Regions from separate parts of the Mus musculus genome. Here region 1 is linked to region 2. The links are chromatin loops, found by intact Hi-C in ENCODE. Cell type or tissue: left cerebral cortex. All regions are shown on one strand. Each heading gives the region's core, and the rest is flanking DNA. Links, peaks and the distances in the headings are about the cores only. Region 1 holds the start of Gm32753 (a long non-coding RNA gene). Region 2 holds the start of Gm40056 (a long non-coding RNA gene).

The links. Hi-C counts contacts between places; a loop is a spot of excess contacts. Peaks named below come from ENCODE experiments on the same cell type or tissue, not always from the same donor. Only the 100,000 strongest peaks of a DNase experiment are listed, where the experiment ranks them.
Region 1: a loop joins it to region 2, with 5 times the contacts of the local background. A loop is called at or near these places in 2 of 42 quality-filtered maps.

What each region holds. Positions count from the first base shown.
Region 1 is chr3:57,939,514-57,950,641 of GRCm38, forward strand. It overlaps Gm32753 (a long non-coding RNA gene), which reads left to right and starts at 10,765. Exons shown (of 4, transcript XR_867305.3): 1 at 10,765-11,128. In left cerebral cortex, for the core only: no CTCF peak of the experiment used is centred there; a DNase peak (open chromatin) is centred at 5,383.
Region 2 is chr3:58,083,775-58,094,902 of GRCm38, forward strand. Gm40056 (a long non-coding RNA gene) reads left to right here and starts at 5,642. Exons shown (of 6, transcript XR_003954487.1): 1 at 5,642-7,045; 2 at 9,226-9,323. In left cerebral cortex, for the core only: no CTCF peak of the experiment used is centred there; DNase peaks (open chromatin) are centred at 5,757, 6,207, 6,785, 7,938 and 4 more places; H3K27ac peaks cover 2,221 bases.

The DNA.
Region 1 (11,128 bases), core at 1,113-9,112, 150 kb before region 2:
GTTCCAGGTACATTAGGTTTGATTTCCATTGACTGGGGCCAGGAAAGAGGATAGTTTCAAAGTTGGTATGCAAAGCAGTCATTGTCACTCTGGTGACAAATCAGTCATGTGGTATTCAGAGATAGCACAAATAAAACCAGCTGTTCTCTGGTTACCAAAGGGTGAGAGACACTTAAGCTATGGACTCATCATGCATGCTGAGTCTTGGTGTCCCAAAGGAATGAAGGCAAAATTGGGTCAGGAGTAGGGTTTACCACATTGGCACATGTGAGAGGCTATGGGGCTCAAGGGGAGGGAGGTTTCAGAATCTAGATGCCTACCAGGAAGAAAATGAGTGCACATAAGTCTCCAGAGAAACTTCCACCAAAACACCCCTTTGCTGTACTTGATGGGCTGAGCCCTGTTGTAACCGAGATAATCACTAATTGAACTGTCTGAGAGCAGTGTGGCTTCATGGAGGGGAGCTTAGTGAGACAAAAGAGTAATGTTTATCCACGCTTTCCTTCACCATTGATCCGGCGCTTAGAGCAAGGAAGCTCGCTGGAAGAAGCCTACAGGCTAAAATAGACTGATGATTTATGCTCATTTCAAGCTCTCAGAGTATCCGAGGCTGTGGACTGGTCACTCCCATGAGCACTTGGTATTAACGATCACTGACTTGGTTAAAGAGGGAAGCTCTACAGCAGAAGGGAGGAAAGGACTGATGGATACCCATTCTGACACTCAGTTCCAAAACAATGAGGTGTTAGTCTGGGACACTGGATCTGTTCTGGGTCCAGAAAAGTATGTAGAAGATAGGGCTCTGTTTTAAAGATCATGTCAAGGTGAAAGTCAAGAGGTCAGAAGATCAGTCAATATAACTTGTTGCCAGAGTTTAGCAAGAACTTAGTTCCAGGTAGAGGGGGAGGTCAGCCTCATGATTTGGGTGAGCTCTACTCTGTTCTCAAGACACGGATTATTTTAGCCTGACTGACTGAGCTCTGAGATTAGTTCATAGGAATGTTAAGAAACCAGACACAAGATAAAACTTTCAGGAAAGAGAATATTCCTTTCCTGTTTGACAAGACTTTCCCTGGGCAATGGAGCATGAGGCCTGTAACTGCTGAAGACATGGGGACACATGAACAGGGTGGACCAGGTAGGTTACTGTTGCCCATCATGTGCAGCCTAATGGTGGAGCTTATGTTGTAACTGAGCAAGCCCAAGGATTTCTGTAGTATCACCCAAGTTCCTGAGTGAATCCTCCAGTCCCACATAAAAATGGCAGCAGATTTCAAATATATAAACCAAGGTTTAGAGTTTCCATAAATTTTATTGCTTTGTGAGTTCATTTCAATGGAATTTCTTGATCATCATTGCACTGGCTGGTTTTGTGTATCAACTTGACACAAGCTGGAGTTATCACAGAGAAAGGAGCCTCCCTTGAGGCAATGGCCTATAGGACTGTGAAGGGCAGCCTGGTTCCTGGTCGAGCACAGGCTGGAAACCCCAGTAACCCTGAGGAATGGCAGGGGTTTCGCCTGGTTCCTGGACACTAAGGCTCCTGGCACAAGGCCATAGCTCTCCATATGTGGCCATGAGTCACATAAGGGAAATGCTCCAAGCCCCTCCACAGGTAGAGGATATGACCTGTGGTCAAGTAGCCTCAAGACAGATCTCCATTTTAATGTGGTTCCTAAAGGCCTGGAGGCTTAGCCAGTTAAGCTATCCTTCCAGACACTCCTCCCTGCAAAAGGTATTTAACTGCAGGCCCGCCCTGAGAAGTGAGGTATGGTTTTACTCATCCACTTTCCACCAAGACAATAAATGCCTTAAAACCATGGTCTGCCTCTTTTCATCGGGAGCAATGGAGAAGGCTTTCCTTTAAAGAGCCAGCCGTCTAATCTCCTGTGGAAGGTCTCTCTGTGCCCCCAGCCACGACTACCAAGCCAAGCCAGCTGCTGGCAAGCCAAGGACTCTGTCCCTGTGGGACCCAGCCGGAGCTCTTCCTGATCCTCCCTTTGGCCCCAGGCTAGGTCCAGCCTGCAGGCCCCCACTCCATTCTCAGCTCTTCTACAGCACCCAGCAATGCCTGGATGTCCAAGAGCCTGAGAACCAGATGGCCCTGGCCTCCCTGCAGACCCTAGGACCCTTGAGCCAGCTCCAGGGATGCATTCTCCCACCCCAGGAGTGGGGTCCTGTGGCTTCCCCATAGCCTGACACCAGCCTGGCACTGGCAGGGGGTAAGCACAGTCAAGACTCCTGAGTCCTGCCTCCTTGAGGGGCTGGAGCCTTGTGGTGATGTAGAAATGGGACCCTGTGGAGAGCCGTGCCATGAGCAATCGCCATTATAAGATGGCGCTGGCTTCCACTGCGCCTAACTAGTAAACAAGCCTTATGCGCAAATGCAAGAGTGAATTCACGCTCAGTCACTGCCCATCTCGGGGCGTAGTAATGGGGTGATGGGCGAGCAACTAATCAGGTGCTGTCATGCCACATCAGGTGCTGAAATGTCATGCTGCAGGCTATATAAGCAGCGCCATTTTCCGGGTTCGGGGTCTTCCTTATGTTGAAGCAATAAAAGCTTTGCCGTAGAAGGATCCGGTTGTCTGAGTGAATTCTTGCTGGTGAGATACTAGCTCAGGCAAGAGGACCCCATTTAACCCTACAATGGCCTCCATGAGATCCAGCTGTAAGTCATTTTCTCAATTAGTGATCAATGGGGAAGGACCCAGTCCATTGTGGGTGGTGCCATCCCTGGGCTGGTAGTCCTGGGTTCTATAAGAAAGCAAGCTAAGTAGGCCAGGGAAGCAATCCAGTAAGAAGCACCCTCCATGGCCTCTGCCTCAGCTCCTGCTTCCAAGTTCCTGCCCTGTGTGAGTTCCTGTCCTTACTTCCTTTGATGATAAACAGCAATGTGGAAGTGTAAGTTGAATAAACCTTTTCCTCCCCAACTTGCTTCTCGGTCAAGATGTTTTGTGAAGGAATACAAATCCTGACTAAGACAACAGTCTTACCTGATACACTGGAGGAAGAGGTGAAGGGACAAAGCCTGTCAGAATCATAATGGCTTAAGTCAGCTTGACACAACTAGAGTCATCTGAAAGGAGGAAACCTCAATTGAGAAAATGCCTCTGTAAGATCCAGCAGTAGGGCATTTTCTTAAATAGTGATTGATGTAGGAGAAAGCCCAAACCATGTGGATAGTATCATTCCTGGGATGGTGGCCTTGGGTTCTATAAGAAAGCAGGCTGAGCAAGCCATGAGAAGCAAGCCAGTAAGCAGCACCCCTCCCTCCGTAGTCTCTGCATCAGCTCCTGCCTGCAGGTTCCTGTAGGTGTCCAGGCAGGAAAGTGAACCACAGAGGTGAGAATGAAACTTTCTTCATGAGCCCCTCCCTCTTTCCTTTCTGCCACTGCCATGCATCCAGACTGAGGAAGGCCTAGAAACTCCGGGGCCACGTGAGCCACGGCCACGGCCACATCCGTAAGCACCGCAAGCACCCAGGAGGCTGAGGGAATTCAGGAGGCAGGCATCACCACAGGATCAACTTTGACAAATATCCAGGTTACTTTCCCAAAGCCTGTCATTGTGAAGGCCAAATTCTTCACTGAAGGGAAGATTAAGGGTGTTGGAGGTGCCTGTGTTCTGGTGGCTTAAAGCCACTCTGGAGGTTAATTAAATGCTAACATTTTCAAGAGGAGGAGGAGGAGGAGGAGGAGGAGGAGGAGGAGGAGGAGGAGAAGGGTGGTGAGGAGGAGGGGAGGGGGAAAAAGAAGGGGAGGGGGAGGGAGGAGGGGGTGATGAGGAGGAGGAGGAAGAGGAGGAGCAGAAGGAGGAGGAGAGAGAGGGTGGTGAGGGGGAGGGGAGGAGGAAGTGAAGGAGAAGGAGGGGGAGGAGGGGGAGGGAGGAGGAGAAGGAGGAGAAGGAGGAGAAGGAGGAGAAGGAGGAGGAGGAGGAGGAAGAGGAGGAGGAAGAGTCAGTTCAGATCAACTTTGTCAACCTGGATCAGACTTGGGGAGTCTGATACTGGGTGGTTAATTGTCAGCATATTTAAAACAGTACAATTTAGAGAAGAGTTTCCAAGCAACTATCATTTCGATTTTAGGTGCACAATAAGGTACACTAAAGGTGTGACTACTGAGTTAATTCTTACAAAGTGCATGTGCCTATGAAGGCGGGTTCTATAGCTAAAAGTCTTAGAATCTAGTCTGGCCTCTGGCCAACAGCAGCTCACAGTTGAGAGACTTTGAGTTTTAAAAGACTTTGGATTTTAAAGGAGATTGGCTAATTTAAAGAGATTGAATTTTTTAAAAACGGTGGGACTTAAATTTGGAATGGTTTTATTGGGATGTTAGTATTAATGTGTGATCCCAAGGAAAATCAAGAAAGGAAAGGTTATGGCTTAAAAGTACTGTGTTTGTGTCGAGTTGACAAGAGGTCAGTTATCCTGTCTAGTTTTACCTTCACTTGACACAGGTTAGCGTCATCTGAAAGGAGGTAGCCTTAATTGGGAGAAAGCCCCCGTAAAATCCTCCTATAGGTCATTCTCTTAATTAGAAATTGATGGGGGGAGGGACCATCTCATTCCACATCCATGGCCTCTGCATCAATTTCCATCTCTAAGTTTTTGCTCTGTCTGAATTTTTGTCCTGACTCCCTTTGATGATGAACAGTGATGTGGAAGTGCAAATACCCTTCCCTTCCAAGTTGTTTTGGTCTTTGTTATCACAGAGATGGTGACCTTAACCAAGACAGCGTGTGAGGGATTAGATTTTTTGAAGTGGATATTAATTTCTTGATGACATCATGTTTAATCCAGACCTTCTGAGGCAGGGAGATCCTTTCCTCTGTGCCACACCTTCTGCTGGCAGCCTCTATAAAGGGCATAGAAGGAAGTTCTAGCCTCATGCCTGAACAACTAATGATAGTTGTTCATCGGAAGACAACCGATGGACCACAGCCTGAAGTCATTTTAATGTCAATATTACACACACACACACACACACACACACACACACACACACAAATACAAATATATAATTAGACTAGTATAATTATATAGCTATATATGACTAATATGCCTGGCTTTCCTAGGACTATAGATTTGGGGTAATCACTTGAGAGCAGTCTCCATCACCAGCACTTCTCTCTGGAAGCATCAACATTTTCCAAGGAAGGAACACTAGGCTGTATTAGACACGAGCTGGTTGAAGGATGCTTTTCTTTCTGGAATCTCCTAACATGTAGTAGGTAGGCTTTCTGTTGCTCTGCTAAATATTTTGCTGAACTCCGCTTCAAGCTTGGAGAAAACTCATCAAGTTAGCACTTCCCAATTATTCAAAAGTTTGAAAAAAAGTAAGACAGCCCTAAAAGCCACAAGCTGGCTGGGTGTGGGTGGTGCCAGGAGAAGACACAGTGTCCCAGTAGGGTACCTCCCCCTACTTGTGTGATTTTTTTTCTCCCCCAGAGGAAATGTTCTTCTGAGACCTGCATGCCACTGTCAGCCTTAGCTCCGGTGCTCTGTCAGAGCCATGGGCATATTGTACTAGTGATGTACTCCCAAGAAGCACTCACTGGGCAGAGCAAACAGTCCCCTGAAAAGGAATGCCACACAAACAAGGGACCTTTCTGGCCCGGGGAGAGCAGGGAAGAGCCCCTGTGCTGCTATGGTTCTCCTCGCTTTTATTCTTTCCAGTGAGAGAATGCAAGGGCTGGGGACATATGAGCAGGAACCCAAGGTGAGGTAATTTCTTCGTGCGAATGAACCCACCAAACTTACTGAGAGCACATTTTGGAGCATATAGAAAGCATGAAGCCATTGATCAGACAGTTGGTCAGGGAAAGAGACCAGAAGGAAAGAATCAGGCATTGTTAAATAGCTGCTGTGCTTGGGGTCCCGGGTTGGTTTTTTTTAATATATAGACCTAATTTAGTGTTACCCAAAGATAGTGCTCCAGACACTAGCCCTACAGGAGAAACAGATATAAACATTGTAATTCACCTGCCTCCTAAGAGGATTTTGAGAAACCACATATCATTTTGCACATTATTAAGTTAACAGCTATTGTTCTTTTCATTGTAAGTTTGAAGGCTGTTTTAATGAATGGGAGTAAAACATATTAATTACTGATGAAGTCTGGTGGAGGCTTATCACAATGGACAAATATATTATAACTTGATCTGAATGAGTCCTAACTACCTTGTCAAACCAAGAACACCAAATTGGAAAGAATGGTATTTTTTTTTTACTCATGAGTTTTCTTTCACATAGCTTGAAAAAAAAAATGGTATTCTCAATGCATTCTAGTTATAGAGAATAAGCAACATACAACAAAAACCTGGACCACTTCAGCTACTTTGAATTCAAGTGTCTCAGCATATCCCAAGACACTTCATTAATGCAAGCTTCAGACTTAACAAAAGTCTGCCTAAGACACTCCCTCGGGACTGCACGATTTAGCATTATCGAAACAGGCAATCCAGAGTACTTAGTTCCAGCAAAAGGGAGGCTTATGCACTAATACATATAGAATTAAGCTCTGGAAATGAATTCACTTTAAACTATCAACATCCCTCGGGGAGCCTTGGTGATTCCTTGAGGTGCACGAATATATGTATGAAAGTGACTCTCACAAATTATTTCATGGCAGTAGGCTTAGAAGGCTAAATTAATTTGGGGGAATGCATGCCTGATTCCTTGACTTGCACTTCACAGGCCAGAAGAGTACCTTCTTATTTAGTCTAGATTTTTTTTCCAAGTAAACTTATTTGACACCTGTTAGCACCAACACAAAAACATTTTAGAATAGCACTATTACCAGCATATAAAATTGAGGCTAAGTCATTTGTTCTAGGCCAGGGAGCTAGAAATTCTATTTGGAAAAGACCATGTAAAAAGGTACTTTGTTGCCAGATGTGGAATAGTTCATGCCTGTGATCTCAGCACTTACTAGGTAGGGGTAACTGAGGGCAGCTTGGTCTGGACGGCTATTTTTTGTCACCTTGACACAAGATAATCAGGAAAGGGAGGAACCTGAATTGAGAAAATGCCTCCATCAGACTGGCTTGTAGGCAAGACTGTGGGACATTTTCTTGATTAGTAATTTTTTGTGGAAAATATTAAAACAGCAATCCACGCTACGCCGGCAGGCCCTGGCAGGCTGGCTGGCCAGGTGCATTGAGAGAACATATTTGAGAAGATAGTTTTCAGATAGTATACAAGCTAAACCAGGTCATAACATATGGATTTTTAAGTCTTTTAAGTTAGGATAGATGACATAGTATTCTATTTAACTGACAAAAATTATGGGCTGGGTGTTAGGTCTATCTTGTACATTTTAATTGACAAAATGGCAATAGTGTTCAATTTATATCTGAGATAAAAGATTCTTTAAATTGGACAGAAAGAGGAAACTGTTGTGGATAGCCCTGGTTCTGTTTGTATTTTGATGCTAAGTCAGCTTCCCCAAGAAGGGCTACCTGGGACAAGGAGTGAATTACGTACTCAGGACTTCATGTGACCCTTCTAATGAATAAAGAAACCAGTCATTGGGAGAGTAGACTTCTGAGTCGGACAAGAAAACTGAGATGGAAGAGAGGAGAAGAGGGTGGAGGATGGGAGATGGAGGATGGGAGATGGAGGCGAAGATGTAGGCGAAGATGTAGATAGCAGAGACCCTGTTTCAGGTGGTGGATCCATTTGGAACTTAGTATGGCTTATAATTAGGATGTTAGTTGTTGCACCCATCAATTGAGTTACCTTTGATTCTTAATTAAGCTTCTGTGGTGTTTTCCTTCATGTGGTGGCTTGCCTGGGTCCTAGAGAGAAAGGTACAATAGTGGGGCATCCCAGCCAGCCATGGGAAATTGGAAGTATGGGGCTTGCATGACAGTGACCCACAGTGGAAACTTAGCCAGCTGGGTGGAGAGATTTCAAAGCTCTGAGTCATATAGTCTCCAGGAGATGAGACCAGGCCTACCATACCCGCTAGTGCCTGCCATGCCTGCCCTCTAGGACCTGCTAGCTTAGCGTGGATTGCCTTTTTAAATATTTCCCTCTACAGTCATTGATATAGGGGAGCAGTCCATTGTAGGTGGTATCATCCCAGGGCAGGTGGTTTTGGGAGGCATAAAAAGGGTAGCAAATCATGACCCTGAGAAGCAAGTCAGTAAGCAGCATTCTTCTATGGCCTCTGCTTTAGTTCCTGCCTCCAGTTCCTGCCTTGAGTTCCTGCCCTGACTTCCCTTCATTATGTACTATAAATTGTAAGCTGAAATAAAAACTTTTCTTTCCCAAGCTATTTTTGGTTAGTATTTTATCACAGCAGTAGAAAACTTAACACACTGGTATACAGAAAGTCTGGCTAAGTCACATAGTGAGACCTGGTCTCCAGAAAACACTGGGAGATGGTTTAGTCTTTGAGAACATGAGGTCTCATCCCTGAAGCACAGAGACAGTAGTCAGCGGTCCTTCAATGAGTGAGTATGGTGGCCTGCAAGGAAAACCTGACCTTCCGAATCAGTGATGGGCTGGGTTTGTCAGGAGAGGTAGATTGACAGACAGTCCTGCTCATGGCCCTACATCTCAACAAAGCTAAGCCTGGGCCTGATGGTTTCACAGGATGAACCCTCTGCCTACAGCACGCTGGTGACATGACACGGAGTGACGAAAAAAGGAAGTCTGGGGCAGAGGAGACACACATTGTCTTCATGAGCATCTCCATGAAAGCCGGCTAATCCTTGTCAGTTTGATTGGTACAAAAAATAGTTGAGGGTCTGTGTCTTCCTTGGGGTCAAGGTTAACCTACAGACAACTTCACTTGCCTTTTATAAGCCATTAATATGAATCTCAAAAGCATAAGGAAGAACATTTCTCTAGAGAACTCAGTTACAAAGTACACACCAAAGTACACATACGATCTCTGGGCACAGAGCAGCTCTGGTAATTTCTGGCTTCACAAGTTCTGTCCCTTGTTTTTTAATAGCTTCACCCTCAAATCAACAAATTTGCAAGAACTGTTAATTGTACTGGCTATTTTTATTTTAGTTTTTTTAAAAAGTGGTATGTATGTGTGTATGCATGTGTAAGGCACATTAGTGTGTGCACACACACCATAACCTCAGAGTAGAGGTCTGAAGACAATATTTGTTTTTGGCTATTATCAATTTTGTTTGAGATACATTCTTTTTGTTGTTTTTACACTGTGTACACCAAGCTAGCTGGCTTGACATCATCCTGAGAGTCTCCCATCTCTGTCTTCTTGTATCTCAGTCTTTTTGTATGATTACAGAGACTTGTGCTACACATCTGGATTTTATGGGCACCCTGGAGAATTGAACTCTGGTCTTTTACCTGCTGAGTCATTTCCCTAGCACTCTATTTTAGTTTTATAAAGTTTTCAGATTGCTTTGGCCTGCTACCAAGATAAATATATCTACCTGTGAATGCCATGTATAAGCTGTCCTTTATTTGAACTCACACTTCCTTAGAGGACCACTCTTGAGAAAAGTCTAAGAAAGGTCACCTTCATACAGAATCAAATGATGACCATTAACAATTTAGGCAGAGATTTCTCCCTTTGAGAGAAAATCATTTGGGGCAGCTCCAAAGTGTTAATCGCAGCCATGAGGCCCCTTTTCCAGGGCCCCAATGCATCACTAACCTCTGGGGTTGCAAGAAGGGTTGTTTCCATTTTTCTAAGAATGGTAAACAATAGCAATAAAAGCCCATATCTGTGGTTAAGCTTGGATGCTACAGAGAATTATAAAGAAGGGAAGGGATTAGCTAAACTAGATGTTAGGGGAGCCCTGAGACAACTGAGAGGAGAGCCGGTGTGGTTTGCAGTAGTTTACAAAATAGGGCCTCATTTTAGGTCAGAACTACGGTAGATGGAGTGCAACCCCTATCTAAACCTTAGGTTGGGATAAACACTGAACAATCAGCAAAGTTGATTTGAATGGGAAATACTGAAATGGAACAAGATTTTCCTTGAGGGGACTAGGAAGAAATTGGAAAGTATGGTGGATTTAGCTAAGAGCATCAATAGCTAAGGGATAGGAAGGATGGCGGCTATTCTGCATCCGCATCACTGTAAGGGGTATGGATGTATTTGTGCTCAAATGCTTTCGCTAGGGAAACCAGGCATGTCAAGCACACAGGGTTGTTCCTTCGAGGGAAGGAACACAAATGCCGTTTTCCACTTAGAAGGCTGAAGCAGATGTGCTTTGTGTGTGCATCTATGTGGTAGAGATGGTTTTGTCACCGGACCCTCCTCCAGACCCTAATCATAAACTTGTCTCAGCCAATTTATAGAACCCATCTTTATGGACTTTCACAAAGAATTTTGTTGAATGTAGTCATGTTCTTCAAGGAGATTTATGTATGCTTTTTTGTGAACCTGGGATTGAGTTAATCACAATAGTTCACCAGAATAGTTTCCACAAAATTTTGCTATACCTAAATATGCCAGATAAAACTCAGTCACACTTTTAAAGTTTAAACCAATTCTAGCTACTCAGTAGCGCTGAGCTAAACTGTCTTGTTGCCTCTCAAGGCTCATCTCTCTACTACCTGTGAAGGTTGAAGAGGTTACCCCCTTCTCTCTCTCTCTCTCTCTCTCTCTCACACACACACACACACACACACACACACACACACACGCACGCACGCACGCACGCACGCACGCACTGGACATCTCAGGTTTTCTGAATATGGTGAAAGATGCCAGGGATGAGGGTTCCAGTACCCTGAACCCTATGATACATATTATGAAGCTGCCCTTACCAGTCATCTTATGTAAGATTCATGAGTTTTCAACACATATGATGCTCTTCAAAATAGACACTAGTGGCCCTGGTGTTAATTAACACCTGCTTTAATTCCTGCTTTAATCAATATTCTACTCTGTAACCATTGCCACAACTATAGTACAATGCTTAGATGTTCTTTTTACCTCTTGCTAGAAAGGACAGAGAAGCACCTTCACCATGTGTAATGTCAGCTGCAGAGAAACAACATTGGAGAGAAGCAACATTAGAAGAATTCATGATCGAGTTGTGACAGACTAGGTCGGAAATAGCAGCAGAGACAGCCACCTTAAATATAGAAATCTCTGAGGTCAGGTCAGTGTCCTCCCTGCCCTTTCAG
Region 2 (11,128 bases), core at 1,945-9,944:
CTCTGCCCATGCCTTACGCAAAAACAAAAACAAGTCTCATAATTTCCTACTTTGTGTTGATATTTTGAAAACTGGAAGAAAATAGCATGGCAAGTTAGCCATTAAGGTTCTTATTAAAAATAATAGGCCCATGTAGAATGCTTTTTAAAAAAAGACTCCCTTTGTACATGCTCGTTACAGATAAAACATCTTTTTTTTTTTCTCTTGACTTTCTTTTTTTTTAATTAGATATTTTCTTTATTTACATTTCAAATGTTGTCCCCTTTCCTGGTTTCCCCTTCAGAAACTCCCTCCCCTTCCCCCTCCCTCTGCTCACCAGCCCACCCACTTCTGCTTCCTGGCCCTGGCATTCCCCTATACTGGGGCATAGAGCCTTCCCAGGAACAAGGGCCTCTCCTCCCATTGATGACCAACAAGGCCATCTTCTGCTGCATATGCAGCTGGAGCCATGAGTCATACCATGTGTACTCTTTGATTGATGATGTATTTCCTGGGAGCTCTGGGGGTACTGGTTAGTTCATATTGTTGTTCCTTCTATGGGGCTGCAAACCCCTTCAGCTCCTTGGGTACTTTCTCTAGCTCCTTCATTGGGGATCCTGTGCTCAATCCAATGATTGGCTGAGAGCATCCACCTCTGTATTTGTCAGGCACTACCAAGAGCCTCTCAGGAGACAGCTATATCAGACTCCTGTCAGCAAGCACTTGTTGGCATCCACAAAAGTGTTTGGGCTTTGTGATTGTATATGGGATGGATCCCCAGGTGGGGCAGTCTCTGGATGGTCATTCCTTCAGTCTCTGCTCCACACTTTGTCTCTGTAACTCCTTCCATGAGTATTTTGTTCCCCCTTCTGGGGACCCATGGAAGAGGAACAGATAAAACATCTCAAGAACAACACAAAGGAGAGAAAACAATTGTTTTAAAGTCCTAGTTACATGCAGAGATGTTTGATGAAACAAGTGTAGTCAGACATTAAGTTTAAAATATGTGTTGTGGTTATATATTGTGTACTCTCACTGTGAATGCCTTTCAGTTTGCTCAATCAAAAAGAAATACTTCCTTTATAAGCATGAGCAGCTGAGTTTTTGTTTTTGTTTGGTTTTTCGAGACAGGATTTCCCTGTATAGCCCTAGCTATCCTGGAACTCACTCGGTAGACCAGGCTGGCCTCTAACTCAGAAATTCACCTGCCTCTGCCTCCCAAGTGCTGGGATTAAAGGTGTGTGCCACCACGCCCTGCTCAGCAGCTGATTTTTTATCTATAGGTTCTACGTAAGAACCAGGGATGACTTCTGTATTTGCCAGGCACTGGCATAGCCTCATACGAGACAACTATACCAGAGTCCTTTCATCAAAATCCTGCTGGCATATGCAATAGTGTCTGGGTTTGGTGGCTGATTATGGGATGGATCCCCGGTGGGGTAGTCTCTGGATAGTCCATCCTTTCATCTTAGCTCCAAACTTTGTCTCTGTAACTCCTTTCATGGGTATTTTGTTCCCTATTCTAAGGAGGAATGAAGTATCCATCCATTGGTCTTCCCTCTTCTTGATTTTCTTGTGTTTTGCAAATTGTATCTTGTACTCCCAGAGCTCGTATCTCTAGCTGCATATGTAGCAGAAGATGGCCTAGTCAGCTATCACTGGGAAGAGAGGCCCCTTAGTATTGCAAACTTTATATGCTCCAGGACAGGGGAATGCCAGGGCCAAGAAGTGGGAGTGGGTGGGTAGGGGAGCACGGCGAGGTGAGGGTATAGGGAACTTTCGGGATAGCATTTGAAATGTGTATAAAGGAAATATCTAATAAAAATTATTAATTAATTAATTAATTAATTAATTTAAAAAAAAGAACAGGGATGACAATGCATACCTCTAATCCCAGGCCTGGGGAGGCCAAGACAGGGAGACAGGGAGATAGATCCTTGAGGTTTGCTGGCCAGTCAGTCTAGCCTATGATTGAGCCCCAGCTTCAGTGAGAGACCCGATCTGGAAAAACAAGGTGATCAGTGGTTGATCTGATCCTGACTCCTGGTCTCCACATGCAGTCATGCATGGGTTTGCACACACATGTATGCACACAAGACCACACAAATGAACACCAATACTACACAAGCATGTGTATACACTGATGCACACACACACACACACACACACACACACACACACACACGGAGAAACAGAGATAGAGATAGAGACAGACAGACAGAGACAGAGACAGAGAGAAAAAGAATAGAAAAAGGACATTGAAATTCTATACTTAAAAATACTCTACATTGATTAAAGAATTAAATATGGATTAAAAGCCTCCTCTCTCCAAAACAACATAAAACTACAGCTCAGGTAGCTTTGTTGGTAAGATTCCCCCAAACAGTCAAAGGAGAACTACGTCTATTTCAAGAAGGAGTATAAACAGTCCACACTTTTGAGTTTCTTTCAGGTAACTACGACCTTGTTATCAAAAGCTCCCAGTGGCATTAGAAGAAAGGAATGTCACAAATTATTATACTTGAAGAGTAGAGGTGCTAACATCCTAAACACAAGATACAGTTATAAGGAATGAGATTATACATTACAGTCAAATGAAGTTTGATTAAATTGCAAAACTGATTTAGCAGGCATAGATTAATCAATGTGGGGGGATGGAGGTTGACTAAATAGTAAACTCCTTGCCATGCATGCACAAGGACCTGTGTTTGCTCTCCAGGACTTATGTGAAAACATAGAAGCAGCAGCTTCGCCTGTAATCTCAACACTTGTGGAGAGGAGACAGGAGGACCCCTATGACTTGGGTAGCAAGTTCCGCAAAATGAGTGAGCTCTGGGTTCAGTAAGAAACCTTGTGTCAAAAGCATAAAATGGAGACTGACTGAGCGAGATATTCCACATTGTCTTTAGACCTTCCTAATGCCAGAAATGAGAGCCTACTATTAGCAATTTGGCTAGGTATTACTATGGAAAAACTAGAGAGTAGGCAAGAAAAAAATATACAAATCTGGAAATGAAATGAAAGTTTTTATTTGTGTAGAGAAATATAGCTAATGATCTTGCTAAAATGGGTTAAACTTTTTAATTTTTTTAAAGACCCAATTTCTTCTCAAATTAGCCTAAAGATACTATGAAATTAAAGTTAAGATCCTTGTAGGTCTATTTGAAATTTTTAAATTTTATGTGGAAAGTCAGTAAAGAATCAAAAATAATATTGAAGAAAATTACAGAATAGGTTGATTTGTATAATTAAATTTCAAATTTTATCATAAAACTATGGTAATTCAGACAACTTGATATTAGATCATAGTTAGCAAATAAACAGATAAAATATACTAGAAAGCATAGAAATATACCAATATATATTGAGTATATATATATATATATACATATATATATATATAGTACTCCATATATACTGTATATTGAGTGTATATTGGATACATATATAACACATATTAATAGATATTATATATAGATATACTCACTGTGCAATAACAACATAAAGGCAAAAGTCAAATCTTTTCAATGCAACAAAATGGTATGTATTAGAATGGATAAATTTAAAGACATATTTTATAAGTAAGGATATTAGGAAATGAAATGTTTATATGTTGCTTGTGATAACAGAAAGTCACATAAGTCCTTGAAAACTGTGTTGTTTGTATTGTATACTGTGGACACTGTCAACTTGGAATAATTTGGACGGTACATTTCTGGGTGTACCTTTAAGGGTGTTTCCATAGAAGTTTAGCTGAGAAGAGAAAACTCACTTTGAATAGGAATGGCTCTATCCTAAGGACTGGATCACAGGCTGAACAATAATGTTAACAATGATAATAATAATAATAATAATAATAATAATAATAATAATAATGAAAGCAGTGAGTAAAACCATCATCGCACTGCTCCCTGACTGTGGCTGCCTCATGCTCCTGCAACCACTCTCACGGCCACACCTTTCTCTCCACAGTAGGCTGTACCTTCAAACCGCAAGTCAAAATATATCCTTCTTTCTTTAAGTTGCTTGTTATAAGATATTTTGCCACAACAAGAAAATAAACTAGCATACACATGAATGCTAAATATATATATATATAAATATCAAACCCAGTAATCCCACAACTAAGTATATTCCCAGAATTGAAGCCTCTGTCTACTAGAAGATATGTCTAAGAACATTTGTAGCAACTTTCCTTATACTATAAAGGCCCTAAATGCCTATCAAAAAGAGAACAGAAAAAAATAAGTCTTGGTATATTTGTATAATGGGATACTATATAATAATAACAATAATAAAGCAACCACATCAAACAAAATAATCAAATCTTGAAAATCTTAAGCTCAGACAATGAATCTCGAATCTAGACACAACAGAGTCCTCACTGTAAGTGCCTTGAGGATGGATGATAGGAAGATGTCCATCATGTACCAATCAATTGTGACTGTACTCAGAAGTTGAACTTCCATAATTCATAGAGATTGCCATGAGTGTACTATGTCAGCAATATGAATGATCATATTTGCCTTCCCCCACAATAACAATATTTAGTGAATAATAATAACTTCACAAGGCACAGGGGTTTCAATAGCAATGATTTGCCAGATACACGACTGAGGCAAACACGTTATTTTATCCTAATATTAATATCATTTCTCAGATTACATATTACATATCACACAGGTGTGTGTGTGTGTGTGTGTGTGTGTGTGTGTGTGTGTGTAGGTTACAGAATGACTACAAAGTACTAAAGAGGCAAGGTGTTTCAAAGAGGCCTGTGAAACCAGCGCTCGCAATCTGATAGAAATATAAGAGTCTGAAGGAATGAGATAACCAACAAGGCCAGAGAACTCTGGGAACACATTACTGCTGCCACTGCTGTTGGGTCAAAGATGGGAACAAAGCTATAGGGCTGAATCAGTTGAAGTAGCCAAAGGACAGGACATGGTTCAGACCAATGAACAGGCAGGTGAATGGATGGAAGGTCCAAATGTATAAGCAGGTGTATGGGCAGACAGTAGTGTTAGTAGATACTGGCCAGGATGAGCCAAGCTGAAGGCCCTGGGAGTTCTCTGCCTACAGATTCCTCTATGCACACAGTGAATAATGAGATGACAGGTTTGTGGGACTAATACCGAACTTGGGGGTCACAGCCTGTACCTCTGGGAGCCATATTCAGTAATTTAGGCTTAAGAAGCCAATTAAAACAGGCACACTAACAGGAAACAACAGAAAAGGGGGATTTACTCAATATGACCTCCTTGGAAAGATGGACCAGACATCCTGTTACCATAGAAAAGAAACCAACAGACGTTTAATCAGCCATGTCTTCAGAGACAAAGGGAAATGAATGGAATGAAGCCATGTTGGGTATGGTAGAGTTTGCCTGTAATCCTAGAATTTGGGAAGATGATACAGGATGACTGTAAATTTGAGGCCTGTCCAGGCTTTGTAGAAATGCCCTGTTTCAAACAACAAGATGGAGCCGTTTATGTCAGCCCTTCCAAACATAAGTAAGCAGACCTTGGTTCCTAGGGGCACAGACTGTGACCACAAGTTTGGTCACAAGGCAATGCTGTTACAATACTGGTTGTTTACCTGGTATAAGGTCCCAGGGAAGGAGTTACAGTCTTTCCTTGGTTTGGTGTGTCTAATAAGTTCTTGGGCCTGGTTTTCTCATATGATTTTAATGCATTCATGCACCCATCCAGTCTCAGTTCACCCCGTTCTGTGTCGTGTGGGTGGTGTGACAGATGGCGCCGTTTACGTGTCCACCCAGGTGCAGAGCGTTCCTCTATCTTCAAAATAGAGTCAGAGCTGCTCGCAAGATGGCGTCTTTCAGGGTAAGGCAGTCTGAAACGGGGAGTAGGTTAGAGCAGGGCACAGCCTGTTTGCAAAACTGACGAGACGAGATTGGCTCTTTAAATAAACCAAAAGGATTAAACGAATCTATAGTACTGACCATTCTGAAGCCAGGGTTAACGTTTAGCATAGGGAGAGGGAACAGGAGCTGAATGTTCTTGGAAACTCGCTTTTTCAAAAAGGCTTTCAGCGAAGCATTGTGTATTAGTACCCCCCACCCCGGGTGGAAGAATATTTTAAGATATTAACCGCAGGGCTCCCCGCTCAGGCGCCAGCTCTTGCCTATGGCACGTCTCCCACTCAAGCTTCAGTGAACTTAAGGCACTTTGCCAAAGAACAGGGAGCCTCACCGTGGAGAGGAAGAGGTGTCTTTCAGTTTTAAATGTGCAACCCACAGCAGGATCCAGAAAGAATGTAGGACAAAGGATTCCAAAGAAAACATAGCAGCTCTGAGCTCGTGTTTCCCACCCTCCTGACTCGCTTTATGAACTCCCCGGATAGATGGGAAAGAGAACTTCAGAGGAACTTGGCTCCTGAAGAGGTGCCCAGAGACTTGCCTTCCCTAGGCGGTACCTGAAGGTAGAACGGGGACAATGGTAGGAGTCTAGGTGGATTTGATGGATCCAAGCCTAAGAGTCCATTGTTGCTTTCCCAGTGAGATCTGAGGGGTGGAAAACTTGCCTGTTGACCACGTGCTTGGCAGTAAGCAGCATCGAGGGAGGATGGTTATGTGGAGGATCTAGGGAGATGGAGCAGCCTCCTAGAATCAATACCCAGTTCCAAGAGCAATGATAGATGTACCAAGAAGCAGACAAAGTAGGTTGAAGGAAGCAAAATAACTGCTCTTGAGGAGGCCTAGAGATTAGAAAAGGGGGTGAGAAACAGCAGGACTTGGAGCAATGGCAAAGTTGTACATCTCAGCACATTCCTGCCTAGTTGATGGTTACTCAGACAAGGAGAAAGATGGAAAGCCGAGGAGGCATGAGAAAGAAAGAGAAGCCGTGGCGCCCTAGGATCTGGATGAAATCTCTTGCTGGCGGACAGTCAAGAATTTCAAGACAGCTGACCAAATGGCCCGCAGAGGACGTACTCCCGTCTGAGAAAGTCTCACTAACAAGGTTATGAACCATCTTTCCAGACAAAAAGCACGTCTTAACTTCCTTGTGACTTAAGAATTAATTCATTCACGAGGACTCCTTGTGAGGTAAGAATTCCTCTGGCCTTTCTAACTACTACTACTTTATTATTATTATTATTATTATTATTATTATTATTATTATTATTATTATTATAGCTTTCCTTCCTCATTTGAACAAAAACCACATTAAACCTCCTTAGAATCATATTTATAAGCAAAAGACCCTTCTGAAAAAGGTAAACCAAGCATTTTTACTTTCTCAAACTTCCATATAGATGACATTCATTGAACATTGTTACTTAAAGCCACAAAATCTCTCTCTCTCTCTCTCTCTCTCTCTCTCTCTCTCTCTCTCTCTCTCACACACACACACACACACACACACACACACACTATTGTTGACATCCTTGAGCATGTATCTGTCTTCTACCTGAATATATACTGTCTTGCTTAATGAACTCCAACTTCAATTCTCATGGACATGTTCTAAGACTTTTTCTGTGACGTATGTCAAGATCCTACTTTCCCCTAAGGAGAAGTCTGTGAGAACAACTCAGGTACACAGATGAGGCAGTTTGGATGATAATGACCCCGATAGACCCATATAATTGCATGCTTAGTCCCCAGTTGGTGAACTGTTTGGAAAAAAATGGGGCCTTTTTGGAGGAGGTGTGTCCCTGTGAGTGGGCTTTGAGGTTTTAAAAGTCCACTCCAGGCTCAGTTAGCCCTCTCTGCCTGAGGATCAAGTTGTAGCTCTCAGCTACTGCTCCAGCATCCTGTGTGCCACCCTGCTCCTTCCCATGCTGAGAATAATCTGATCCTCTGAACTATAAGCAACCCCCAAACACATGCTTTGTTTTATAAGAGTTGCCTTGCTCATGGTGTCCCTTCACAGCAAAAACACTGACTAATACAGTGGAGAACCCTGAGTTCCATCTCTCACTACTGCTGAGAGTCACCAACATCAAGATGCTCCTGCTGTAAGCCATGGCATGTCACCAGCCCGCTCTACTTAGGTCCAAGCTCACGGGCAAAGGGGGATCCAGAATTAATCATATTAAGTTTGTGCCCGCAGGCAGGATGAAGGCCAAACTATGAATAGAATTATCAAATATAAAAGCAAGGGACTTCCTACTTCTTGCAAATGCCCCAGGTATGCATGTGCTTCTGTATCCTGCCTCGTCTGTGTATCCCTGAACTACAAGTCTGGATCAGAGCTGTGCTCATTCTCTGCTCCCACTCTCCCAAGCAGCGTGCCAAGGCTATTTGAAGGCTCTGGGTTTCTGTGCAGAAACTCATCACTATTTCTGGGTGTAAGACACTGGGAAGCAGCAGAATGGGAGAGGCAATCGTCCCATTCATTTTTTTTTTTTTTGGAAGGGGATAAAAAAACCAAACAAGCTGAAGTTTTGGTTGAAGAAGATTAGCAGCTGCCTCTGTGTGATGTGGAAAAGAAGATACATGAACCAAAAACCTAAAACTAAAAACAAAACAACACACTCAATAAAGCAAAAATAAACAAACCAAAACAAACCAAAAACACTTTATCATGAGAAAACAGAAAGGACTATATGTCAGGAAGAACTCTAAAGAAGAGGAGAAAGGGAGAATGATGGGGAAAACAAAATACCACGTGTCTTTTCATATGCAAAAGCAGCATATAAATATATATGTATATATATTACATATACTACATATAATATATGTATATATATTCATATGACATGAAAGCAAAAAAGGCCTCTTTTCAGAGTAGAAGAATGGGAAATGAGGTGGGAGTGGCAATTATGAACAAAGTGACATATATGTACAAAATTGTCACAATGAAACACTATTATTTTATACACAGACTTAAAAATAATCCTTAGGGCCCAGGGAAGACTCTCATACATGTGAATGCCTCTCCACGGTCATTACAGTGCATGCTGGTTGTACAGCACTAAATTGTGCTCAGACAGTTGTATTGTTTCCAGAGAATCTCCATGGAGGTCTTTTCCTCAAGAGGCTTGGAGTCGTAAAGGAAACAGTTACAGTCAGGCGGAGTTCCAGTGAATCTCGAGGAGGTGGCATCAGCGGGTTTACATGGTATGAACAAAGCGGACAGAGGAAGAGGTCGATTTAAAGCCTACCTGTGGAGTAGATAGATGTATTTATACCGGATGAGTCAAGTTTGAAAGCCTCAGTTTCAGATGGAGGAGACTGTTCCTGTGTTCTGTAGTCTCAATACAATTGTGATCTCTTTGCAGTTGAAGGTCTTAAAAGCAAGCCACAGCAAGCTGTCCAATCAGACATATTTAAGATGAAACTTCACTCTTGGCGGGGATTTGGGAGGCTCACCGGAATGGTAAGAAAATTGATGATCTGAGAGCTTGGAGGTTACTGCTCTAACAAAAGGCTGTTAAACTTTGACTGCAGGAGCTTACCCGTGAGGGGGTTGCCAAACGCACCACCAGGCACAAGCCTCCTCATGGATATATCTTGGTCAGTGTCCTACTGCTGTGAACAGACTCTACAACCGTGGCAACTTAAAAAGAAAAGCATCTCAGTGGGGCTGGCTTATAGTTTTAAGTGCTGTCGTCTTTTACCACTGAGGTCAGCTACTCCATACAATTGCAGGCACATGCTTACTTCTCAGTGCTTATTAAAGACACATTACATGTGTGATTCTACCACTCAGGAAGGCTGAAGTAGAAGGATCATGACATCCTGGCTAGGCTAAGTTGCATAGGCATGCATGCATACATACATATATGCATGCATACACACTATTTTAAATGCAGCCTCTGGGTCTGCTCCTTATAGAACCAGAATGAGAACTTCTAAATCAGAATCAACCTCCCCTCCCCCTCTAGCCAGAACCCTTCTTATCAATCCTCCTATTTCCATGCTTTTGTGTGTGGCCCTTGTAGTTTAACAAGAGTTGTTAGTCTGAGCATGGGTGGTATCTTAGGTTTCTATTGCTGTGAAAAGACACCATGACCACAGGAACTCTTATAAAGGAAGACATTTAACTAGGGGTGGCTTATAGTTCAGGGGTTCAGTCCATTGTCATCACGGAGGGAAGCATGGCAGCATGCAGGCAGACATGGTGCTGGAGAAGGAGCTGAGAATTCTGCCTCCAGATCAGTAGGCAGAAGGAAGAGAGTGTGACACTGGGCTTAGCTTGAAACCTCAAAGCCCACCCCAGTGACATACCTCTTCCAACAAGGCCACACATACAACCAACATGGCAACCCCTTGTAATAGTGCCACTACCTATGGGCCTATGGGGGCCATTTTCATTCAAGCCACCACAATTGTGGTGCTTTATAATAGCAACAGTAAAGTAACTGACGCAGTGAGAGAGATAATATGATACAGGGATGGTGTCTAATAAGGATTAGGGTAGGACAGAGAGAGAGTCACCTTGCTGGCTCAATGCAGTAAAGTCCCTCCCTTTAGAAAAGACTTTATTATTTTAGAGATTTTATTTTGATTATATATATATGTGGGCTTGCAGAGATTCTTGCATGAGGGTGTAAAGCCCCTGAAGGTAGCAAAGGGCTTTGGATCCCTTGAAGCTGAAGTTACTGGCAGTAAAGAGCTGCCCCTCACAGTGCTGCGAACCTAACTTGTGACCTCTGTAAGGGCAGTTATGTGCTTTTGACTGCTGAGCCTCTAAAAGACTTTACTTTTAAGAGCAGTTTAAAGTCCAGAGTAAACTTGAGAAACAGACACAAAAATATCCCATGAGATCTCGGCCCCATAGAGGCATAGTCACACCCCACCCTCTATTACCAACATCGCCCACCAGAGAGAGAGAGGTTCCTTACAATGATGAGCCTACAGTAAAATGTCCTTATACACAGGGTGCACAATTTACATTGGGTTTCTTCATGCTGTTTTCATTATACATTTATGCAAACAATCATAATGTACATGCACCCACCACGATAGCATCCCACTGAGTAGTTTCATCTCCCTAAATAGTCTGTTTCCCCCAGCCATCTCTCCCTCCTCTCAGAATCCTGGAATCCATTCATTTATATGCCTGATGGTTTTGCATTTGGTAAAATATTCTAAAGCAGGAATCACACCATATTTAGTGAAAGAAGGACTTCTTTCACTTGGAGGTACTTATTTAAGATCTCTCTGCATGCTTCTACCATG